Regions from separate parts of the Homo sapiens genome. Here region 1 is linked to region 2. Evidence: chromatin loops called from intact Hi-C (ENCODE). Cell type or tissue: endothelial cell of umbilical vein. All regions are shown on one strand. Links, peaks and the distances in the headings refer to the core of each region. The heading gives the core; the rest is flanking DNA.

Region 1 (5,390 bases), core at 56-5,055, 450 kb before region 2:
GTTGGCTGTAAATATGAGGATTTATATCTGGGTTCTCTATAATGTTCCATTAGTCTATGTGTCTGTTTTTAAACCAGTACCATGCTATTTTGTTTACCATACTGTTTTGTAAATATTCTGCTTTGTAGTATATTTTAAAATCAGGCAGTGTGCTGTCTCTAGTACTGTTTTGTTGTTCAGAATTGCTTTGAATAGTTGGGGTCATCTGTGGTTCTATACAAATTTTAGGATTGTTTTTTTCTGTGAAGAATGCCATTGATATTTTGATAAAGATCATGTTGAATCTATAGATTGCTCTGGGTAGTATGATAATGTTAACAATATCAGTTCTTCCAGTTTATGAGCATTAGATGTCTCTCTATTTTTTTGTGCTCTCTTCAATTTTTTCATCAGTATTTAATAGTTTTCCTTGTAGAGATCTTTCACTTCTCTGGCTAAATTTATTTCTAGATATTTTATTTTATTTTTTTGTAGCTCTTATAAATGGGATTGCTTCTTGATTTATTTGTCAGTTTGTTTGTTCTTGATGTATAGAAACATTACTGACATTTGTATGTTGATTTTATATCCTGTACTTTTACTGAATTTGTTTACCATTTCTAAGAGTTTTTTGGTGTAGCCTTTAGGTTTTTCTCTATATAAGATCATGTTGTCTGCAAACGGACAATTTCACTTCCTCCTTTCCAATTTTGATGCGCTTTATTTTTTTATCTTGCCTGATTGCTCTAGCTAGGACTTTCTGATAGATCCCACTTGATCCTGAAGTATAATCTTTTTGATGTGCTACTGGATTTTGTTTGTTAGTATTTTGTGGAGCATTTTTGTATCTATGTTCATCAGGGATATTGGCTTATAGTTTTCTTTTTTTGTTGTTGTGTCCTTATCTGGTTTTTGTATCATGGTAATGCTGGCCTCATAGAATGAATTTGAAAGAATTCCCTCCCTTCAATGTTTTGGAACAGTTTGAGAAAAATTGGTATTAGTTTTGCTTTAAAATTTGGTAGAATTCAGCAGTGAGGCCACCTGGTCCTGTAGCTTACTTTGCTGAAAATTTTTATTATTGATTTAATCTCATTACTTGTTATTGGTCTGTTCAAGTTTTATATTTCTTCTTGGTTCAAGCTTGGTAGGTTGTAAGTGTCCAGGAATCGATCCATTTCCAATTTGTTAGAACCAATAGGTTTTCCAATTTGTTGGCATATAGTTGTTCATGATAGACTTTCACGATCCCTTGAGTTTCTGTGTTATCAGTTGTAATGTCCTCTTTCTTCATTTCTGATTGTATTTGGGTATTTTCTCTTTTTTTCTCAGTCTAGTTAATGACTTGTCAATTTTGTTTATCTTTTCAAAAAACCAATTTTTAATTTTGCTAATCTTTTGTATTTTTTGGTCTCAATTTCATTTATTTTTGCTCTGATCTTTATTATTTGTTTCCTTCTAATTTTAGATTTGGTTTATTCTTGCTTTTCTAGTTCCTTGAAGTGCATTGTTAGGTTGTTTACTTGCAATCTTCCTACTTTTCTGATGTAGGAAAACGTTTTTCTGATGTTTTATTGCTATAAACCTCTTGTAGGCAGCATATAGTTGGGTCTTTTTCATTATCCATTCAGCCGGTCTAAGTCTTTTAATTGTAGAATTTAATCTTCTTACATTCAAGGCTATTATTGACAGGTGAGGACTTACTCTTGTGATTTTGTTAATTGCTTTCTGGTTGCTTTGTATATTCTTTGTTCCTTCTTTTCTCCATTATTGTTTATCTCTGTGGTTTGGTGGTTTTTCATAGTGATAAGGTTGGATATCTTTAGATATACTTTTAATCAAATTGAAATAACAGGACATAGGCAGGAATATTATTTTTACTATTGAAAAGATACAAGCAAGAACAGATCATTACAACAGGGCAACATCTGTTCAGGGATGCATTGCTTATGCTGTAATCAGGGAACTGAAATATTGTTTCTTTATCTCATTTTATTCTCACTCTCCCCCTCTGCTGGGTATTACTATTATCTCCATTTAACTGCTGAGGAAACTCAGGCTGAGAGGTTAAGTGACTCATTCAAGGTCACCCAGCTGAGATGTGCCAGAATTGATGAGCCTATGACTGTAAAAATCCTGAACCTGTGTTTTTAACTAGGACATTTTTCTGTCTTAGATGTGACAGTCTCCTATGAGATGAGCTTATGCAGTTCTAAGATGCTGGTGGGATGAGAAGAGACCTTGAATGTGAGGGTTAAGCTCCAATTAGATATTTGTGCTGAAGTTTGTGGACCAGAGACCTTGTGATCCTGCACTTACCTCAGAGATAAGCTCTCTGTTCTCTCTGTCCCCAGTGGGAAGAGAAAAGGGGGTGACAAAGGGGATGGGGATGACTTTAGATTGTTAGGTGAATGAGCCAGTGCAGCCCCAGGGCAGAGAAAGCAGAGTGTAAGAGGAAGGCTAGTTAAGGCAGTGATACTTTATGGCTTACTAATGAATTCCATTTTATAGCCCAACTCCCTTAAGTTGTCTCTTCCTGTGATTAATTCTTGTTCTCTTTGTCCCCTTTAAGCAGACGGTTGTTGATAGGGAGTGTTCAGTGTTGAATGAGTAAAATGTACTAATGCATGTTTTCTTCAACCAGAGATAACCTTGCTTTAAACATGATGAATGTAACTTTTACAAGGGAAGATATCATCAGGAAAAGAGGGCTTGCGGCTTATGCATTGGACACTCAGGTATAAGCTCATTGCCTAGCAGCATTTCAATCTCAATCTCCCTCTCTTTCTCTCCTGACCATTTTGAATCACTTAATCTTTCTGTCAGTGTCCCTAAAATGAAGTGATTCACTGATGTAAATAAGCCAACTGACTGCTTTGTCCTGGATTTAATCAACAAGTTTTTTTTTCTCAAAAATATTTCACGCCTTTTTCTTCCCAAGTTAACGTTGAGACAAAGAAGCAGGGTTTTCCGGGAAAACTGTAGAGCTTAAAAGTCATTAAGAGTCATTAAATTACACAGGATTAGAAGTGACCTGTGTAATTTTTGAGGATCAGAGGACTTTGGTTCTCCTTATGTGTGCTTGTGCACAGACTCGCACAGACTTGGAGAGAGAATAGAGAGGTTGTTCTGGTTAGGATTATACACTTAGTAATTCAACCCAAACTGTCTCAATACCAGACTTCTTAGTTTTGGCGCAAGCCATCAAAATATACAAAGTAAAACCACCAGTCACTATCATTTATAGTCATATATTTATAGGGGTGTGTTCAGTATTGAGAAAGTTCTAGATAAGGTGAGAAGGCTGACCCCTTTGCTGGGACTCAGAAGAGAGGCACACACAATGTCGATGTCCATTTGAAAATAGAGGAAAAAAAAAAGAAAAGCTATTTTTGCATGAACAAATTATTTGCACATCTAGGTTCTTCCAGCTCTTGCAAAGGATCTCTTCCACGCTGGCAGGAAAAGACTTTAGCTTAAAGAGGGGGGAAAAAAATCTCTCTCCCAGAACTGATAACCAAATAAAATACTGTTATATTTTCTGTCTAATAAGCACAAGAAGTTCCATAACTCCCTTGATTAAGCATATTATCCTTCTTCAGAAAGTCAGCATGATTTATGCAAAAAGTGATTTGGACATACTTTCTCCGGCCATGGAGATTTCATAATTCCTGGTGTATGTCTGGAAAATCTCCCCTCGTCGTGAGTCCAAACCAAATTAATGTCTTCCAGAATGACCTGAGGAATTAATGAGGTTTTTGCTGTCAGTTTTACCCATCCAGGGTCAAGTAAATCATTTGCTGGCTCTCGGGGCGCTGTTTGTCTGCTGCCTCTCTGACTCCACGTTCAATGATAACAACGTTGCAGATGCCTTTGAAATACGGCATCACCGACACTCTCCGTCCATCTGCTGGGACATATTTTAGGCTCTGCTTCTCTTTCTGCTGTAAACTCGGCCTTTAATGGAGTCAGTAATTGCTGATAAATGGGGTATCAATGAAGTCAGTGCACTGGAGGTTTCCCCATTCTTTTCTGCTGATGTTTGCTATTTAAATCTCCTCTGACGTTACTGAAAATTATTGTGTGCCCAGCTCTTTAATTCCCCTACTGGTGTTCTTGGCTGAAGACTTGAGTTATTTTTTCCCTTCTTCTTTTTGGACAAACTAAAGCTGGTTGGGAAGAGGCTTTCCTGGGGAGCCTTTTGTTCTTCCTACCAGAAGCAGCTCTCAAACCTGCTGTCAGATCACGTGCAGAGAACTGGTTGGAGTCTTTTGGCTTTTTCTGCCCCTCTTCCACCATCCACATGCCGGGACCAGCTCCTTGGTAAACCTAAACTACGAGATCATTTGAAGGTTTCAGAAGTTTGACTTACCTTGTTTTTCTTTACTAAAGGTCTAGAGCTTTAGTGTTTGTAGATAAACTCATCACTGTTTTTTGCCTTTGTTTCTTTAGCTGTTTACAAATGAAGATTTAAAGTAAAAGCAAAGATTGTCTCCCTCCATCCTGTTCTCCTCATTTCTTTAATTTTGCATTTTGCATGAATACGTGATCGAGCTGCAGGTGCTGATGAGGCAACCCTGAGAGGGCAAGTGGTGTCTCATGTGGATCCTTAGCTACGTGTCCTGAGGAACCAGAGCTTGCTGCTTCCCACTTACCCTTTCAAAAATAGGAAAACCTGCGAACACTACCCACCAACCCCTGAGTTTCTGCTACCAGCCTGCCATAGGGATGTAAACATGCTCTAGTGAGTCATAAAAGGCTGAAGTTTAGTCTGAGTCTCCTTGACCTCCCACAGCCTCGGTTTTCTGAGCTATAAAATGGGGATGACCAGAGGTGCCTTACTTACCACATGGGATTTGGAAATGCTGCTTCTGTTGCTTGCTGACATTTTTGGGCACTTATGTAAGTATGAAGCTAAGCACCTTTGCTGTTTTATTTCATTTAGCCTTTACAATAATTCTATAAGGTGAGTACTATTTAATATCATTTTACTGGCAAGAAAATAGAGACAGCCATAAAATAATAAGTTTTTTACATTTTATAGTTTTACTGTTTTTGAAAACACTTTCACATATGTTATTTCACCTTTCTCTTTCAAAAACATTGTTAGATCTTCATTATTTCCTTCCTTCTCCCTTCCCTTCCCTTCCCTTCCCTCCCCTCCCCTCCCCTCCTCTTCTTCCCTTCCCTCCCCTCCCCTCCCCTCCTCTTCTTCCTTTCCCCTTCCTTGACAAGGTCTCACTCTGTTGCACCCCAGGCTGGAGTGCAAGTGGCACCGCAGGCTCCTGAGCAACTGGGGACCACAGGCATGTGCCACCACACCCAGCTAATTAAAACTTTTTTTTGGAGTGCAGTAGCTTGAGCTAGGCTCACTGTAATCTCTGCCTCTTGGGTTCAAGTGAGTCTCCTGC
Region 2 (5,390 bases), core at 91-5,090:
AGGGGATTCATGTCCCACGGAGCAGGGCTGCGCAAGATTTCATCACACTGCTCAGAACAGTGTGCAGTTTAAAACTTACGAATTGTTTGTTTCTGGAATTTTCTATTTAATATTTTCAGGACACAGTTGACTGCTGGTAACTGAAACTGCAAAAAGAAAAACCTTGGATAAGAGGGGACTGCTGTATAAAGTACGAGAAAAGATGTTTAATACCACAAGCCATTAAGGTAATGTGAATTTAAACAACAGTGAGCTACAACCACACACCTATCAGAATGTCCAAAATAAGGGCAGGCGTGGTGGCTCACACCTGTAATCCCAGCACTTTGGGAGGCCGAGGCAGGTGGATCAGCTGATGTCAGGAGTTCAAAACCAGCCTGGCCAAGAAGGTGAAACCCTATCTCTACTAAAAATAGAAAAAGAAAAAAAAATAGCTGGGCGTGGTGGCGCACGCCTGTAATCCCAGCTACTCTGGAGGCTAAGGCAGGAGAATTGCTTGAACGCGGGAGGCAGAGGTTGCAGTGAGCCAAGATCGCACCACTGCACTCCAGCCTGGGCAACAGAGAGACTCCGTCAAAAAAAAAGAATGTCCAAAATAAATACTGACAACACAGAGTGTTGACAAGGATGCTGAGTAAGTAGAATTCACATACATGATGGCTGGAATTGGAAAATGCTACAGCAACTCTGGATAATAGCTTGGCAGTTTCCTTATAAAGTGAAACATACATCTACGCTATAACTCCACAAGGCCGATCCTGAGTATTTACCCCAGGAAAATGAAAATGTATGTTCACATGAAACTGATAAACAAAACTTCAGAGTAGCTTTTTTTTTTTTTTTTTTTTTTTTTTTACACAGTAGCTTCAAACTGAAAATAACTTGAATGTCCCTCAATGAGTGAAAGGGTAAATAAACTGTGATACCACATATGATGGAACACTATTCAGTCATAAAAAAGAACAACTTAGATAACTCTGTGCTGAGTAAGAGATGCCAGTTTCAAAAGACAAAAGCACAATGGTGGAGAAGAGATTAGTGATTGCCAGGGATTATGGTGGAGGGAGGGGTGAATATAAAGGGACAGCATGGGGAAGCTTTGGGGGGTTATGGCACTGTTTCGTATCCTCTTTGTGGTGGTTACACAAATCTATACATATGTGGAAATCCATAGAGCTGTACATCAAAGAAAAAAGTCAACTTTACTATAGGATAATTTGGAAAATAATTTTTTTAAAGGCCAATGCATTCCTATTTGACTTTTCTATTCACAGTTTGTTGTCAATCTCTTCTTTACTGAACTGATGACATCCTGTTTTCACTAACACTGCTTGCCTGGCGGGGAGATATGAGGCATGTGTGAGGCATTGCAGATACAAAGATGAGTCAGGCAGAGGCTCATGCACAGGGCTCACCACCTGGGCAAGGAAATGAGACAGGGAAGTGAAGAGACGTCAACAATTTATGCTACAGAAATTCAAGGGGTGAGAAATCCCTGATCACTATGGGAAGTGTAAGCACAAAGCGTGTTTTCTTAACTCAACCAAGAAGGAATAATTGGTTCTGTTTACTGTTTCCTTACCAAATATATTTTTTGGTAATTTTGAAGACTCCCTTGCTTTGACCAAAAAATATTAAATTTAAAAATCTCATTAGTTGATAGGAACAGTGCCTGCTGGGTTGTAAATTTATTGAAACATGGCCTGTCCTAACCAGCACTCTGACACATAGAAGTCCCGTCACTCATTATATAAATCCATTTATTAAATAAATGGATGAAAGATAACATCATGAGCACAATATTTGAATCATTGCTAGTCATTGCGGTATTATTTTGTATTTAGTTGTCATATTCATCAGTATAGCTTCTGTCATAGTCATTTGGAGATGAAACATATTTTAATTAATATGTGCCCACTTCATTCTGAGGCTCTGTAGGTGGCACTCCCCAGGGGAAAGTCCCTAAAAGTGAGTCACCGTGATTATTCATGTCCTGTGGCATCAGTCTTTGAAACCAATATCTACAGGAAATAAATACCAGGAATGTGAATGCAGATGCCTTGAGAAGACCACTAATCCTGCTATGATAAGTAACTGGGCAGTTATTCAAGTGGGGTGTTTTTAGTGCCATGGAAACAGACAGAGTCGGTGTTTTCCAAGGGAAAGTGTTTTAAATCCAGAGTCCTGCCTAATCTGGATATAAATATGCTGACTGTTATGAATCTAGCTTCCTAAACCAAGCCCTACCTTAATTTCCTCATATGTGAGGTAAAGGTCACCCACCACAGTCTGGTGTGAATTCATGGCAATTAAGGTTCTTACTTAGAAGAAGTCATTATTTTTATTCCCATCTGGGCAGAAGTCAAGTTCAAAGTCAGAGTTGTATCAGGGTTCAGCTTCTGTGATCAGTCAGACCATTTATGTTTAGAAGTGAGTTTTCTAAAGTAAGTGCTAAGTATTTTAGGCAAAGAAACCCAGCTGTGAAAATACTGCTAACATTTGTACAGTTGTTTTATATGTGGATTTATTTTTACTTGCACTTACTTTAGTGCGATTCTTTGCAGAGAAGTTCCTCTTCCCCTCCTCTCCTTCCCCGTCACTGCCTCTGGCTGCCTCTCGTGGGTCATTTGAGAAATGACAGTCTCTCTCTAATCCTTATGGGTCACAAGTGTTCTGCATCATGGCACACCCTTGACTAATTAGCATTAATAAGTGATGCTGGGAGAAAGAACCCTGGAGAAAAAGCAGAAGGCTTGTTTTTGCCAAATTGGAATTGACCCAGCTAGCAAAATTTTCCAGCGTACTTTCTTACTCTCTTGCCTCTTGTGTGTTCTTGCTGCCTAAACATACGTTTCTGACATGAGGTCTTGGACAGCCCATGAAATACACTGCCCTGCATACCTTTTGTTCCAGGGGGCATGGGGACTTTATTTATTTAATAAACTTTTCCTAAACTGTTTACTGTGTGCAGGCCATAAGGGATAATAAGACATCATTTCTGCCTCCTACCTTTTTATGTTGTTTTAGCACAGATATGGCAAAGATATATCTAACTATATATTAGTTATTGAGCACCTACTGTGTGAAAGGCATTGGGCTAGGTACAAATAGAAGAGCCTTGCAGAATAAACAGGACTTCAATAGGCAGGGAACCAAAATAGGACAGGCCAGGTAGGCTGCGCAGTAAAAGGAAAAGCTCAAAGGCAGGAAAGTAAAAGTCCAATTAGAGGGCTCTGCGTAGGGAATCCAAAGCAAAAGGGCTTAGTGGGAACTTCTGGGTCTATAACCAAAAGCAGGGTTTCAAAGAGATATTTACTTCATCCATGTTCATAGCAGCCATATTCATAATAGCCAAAACAAGGAAGCAACCCAAATGTCCATCAGTGGACGAAAGGATAAACAAAATAGCCTTAAAAAGGAAGAAAATCCTGCCATACACTACAACATGGATAAGCCTTGAGGACAGGATGCTAATGAAATGAGCTACTCATCAAAAGAAAATACTGCATGATTCCACTTACATGATATAGTTGAGAAATCACAGTCATAGAAACAGAATATAGAATGGTGTTTTTCAGGGGCTGTAGGGGAGGAGAGAAAGAGGAGTCATTGTTTAATGGGTATAGAATTTTAGTTTTACAGGACAAAAATTTATGGACATGGATGGGGTGATGGATGTGCATTATGAATGTATTTAGTAACACTAAACTGTACACTTAAAATGGTAAAAACTGTAAATTTTATGTGTATTTTACCACAATAAAAAATGGAAAAAAATGGGCATAGTGGAAAAACTCAGGGTTCAAATCCTACCTCTTTCCCTTATGCACTGGTTCTTCATATACAGACTAAAAATAACAATTGCACTTTTCAGGGTTGTTGTAGGTATTTAAGAAAATCCACTTAATACATGCAGGCGGAGGTTAAAGATAGTTTTTCGTATTAGTCAGTTTGACTATAGCAAACAATTTATGAAGGAGAACATGGAAAATGAGGTGGCAAAAGCAGTTTAGAGCCTCAAGTGAAATGCCTTGAATGCCTATCTATAAAATGGAGCTTTATTCTGTGAACAGTGAGGAACCATTGATGGTCAGTGAACAAAAGAGTGACATGGTCATGGAACTGTTTTCAGAACAATGAGGAGCAGATTAGGAGCAGAGAGAGAAGGGACTCACCAAATAGCTGGCAATTGCTGCAGTGGTTCTGCTGAGAAAGTGGAAAGGAAAAGGTTTATTTGAAGTGACGGTACTTTGCTATGGGAACATTTTTATTCTACTTTAAATAAAATTCAAAGTTATATCAAGAAAACTTCAGGTAAAATGTAAGTTAATGTTTTCCATGCTTGATCAATTCCCAATTTTTTAATCAAACACTACATGTTTGGTGACAAAACATAAATGTGATGTGGCATCCTTCCATCAGCACACACTTTGTGTGTTAACAAACAGCAAGACGCTGATTTCATAAATCCCAGACCAGACAGCACCTCAGGTTCTGGGAACCTTCTGCCTCTAAGAGACCACCCAGCTTTCAAGGGTCCACACAGATCTAAGTGAAAAGCTATAGGAATAACCATTTTGGAACCAGGTTACCTCAAAGACTTTCAGATGTTTATTTGGACATTTAGGCACATTTGGAAGAGAGCAACATAATGTCCCCAAAGAGGAAATCATTGAATAAAGGCGTGTGTTAAAAAGAATTGTGCAGCCATTAAAATAGTGTGTTTATGAAACAATGCTCATGGTATATTAAATAAACTAACCTAGGAAAAAATGTTCATTAGGTTATCATTTCTGTTACAAAGTTAAACATATATGAACATACTATTATGTGTATAGGTAAAGAACTGAAAGAACACACATTACATTTTTTTTTTTTTTTGAGATGCAGTCTCGCTCTGTCACCAAACTGAAGTGCAGTGGCACGATCTCGGCTCACTGTAACCTCCGCCTCCCGGGTTCAAGCGATTCTCCTGCCTCAGCCTCCCGAGTAGCTGGGACTACGGGCACGTGCCACTGCGGCCAGCTAATTTTTTTATTTTTGGTAGAGACGAGGTTTCACCATGTTGGCCAGGGTCTGGATCTCTTGACCTCGTGATCCACCTGCCTTTGCCTCCCAGAGTGCTGGGATCACAGGAGTGAACTACCGCTCTCAGCCCACATTATATTTTTAACAGCGGTAGTCTATGACTGAAGAAATTATGATGGTTTTAAATGAGAGATTACAAACTGACAGCTTAAGGTTGCGTTTGACTTCTGGACATTTTTGTTCACTTAACCTTTTCTGTTCTGTTACCCCTCTTTACACTATTCTCCAAGGACCTACTCACTTTGTGTATATTTTGATTACCTGCCTGAGCACTGTAGGTGTTCCTGGGTGAAGTTTTCACC

What was found. Hi-C counts contacts between places; a loop is a spot of excess contacts. Peaks named below come from ENCODE experiments on the same cell type or tissue, not always from the same donor. Only the 100,000 strongest peaks of a DNase experiment are listed, where the experiment ranks them.
Region 1: it touches region 2 in a loop (7-fold over the local background); 2 of 110 quality-filtered maps call a loop at or near these places.

What each region holds. Positions count from the first base shown.
Region 1 is chr1:220,988,574-220,993,963 of GRCh38, forward strand. No RefSeq gene overlaps it. Among named protein-coding and RNA genes, the nearest start is that of HLX-AS1, 110 kb to the left of the region's middle. In endothelial cell of umbilical vein, for the core only: a CTCF peak has its summit at 1,985; DNase peaks (open chromatin) are centred at 2,058 and 2,548; H3K27ac peaks cover 304 bases.
Region 2 is chr1:221,438,170-221,443,559 of GRCh38, forward strand. All of the region lies in intron 3 of LOC105372932 (a long non-coding RNA gene), which reads left to right. Among named protein-coding and RNA genes, the nearest start is that of LINC02817, 100 kb to the left of the region's middle. RefSeq lists an enhancer at 1,535-2,734. In endothelial cell of umbilical vein, for the core only: no CTCF peak of the experiment used is centred there; DNase peaks (open chromatin) are centred at 1,402 and 2,082; H3K27ac peaks cover 2,721 bases.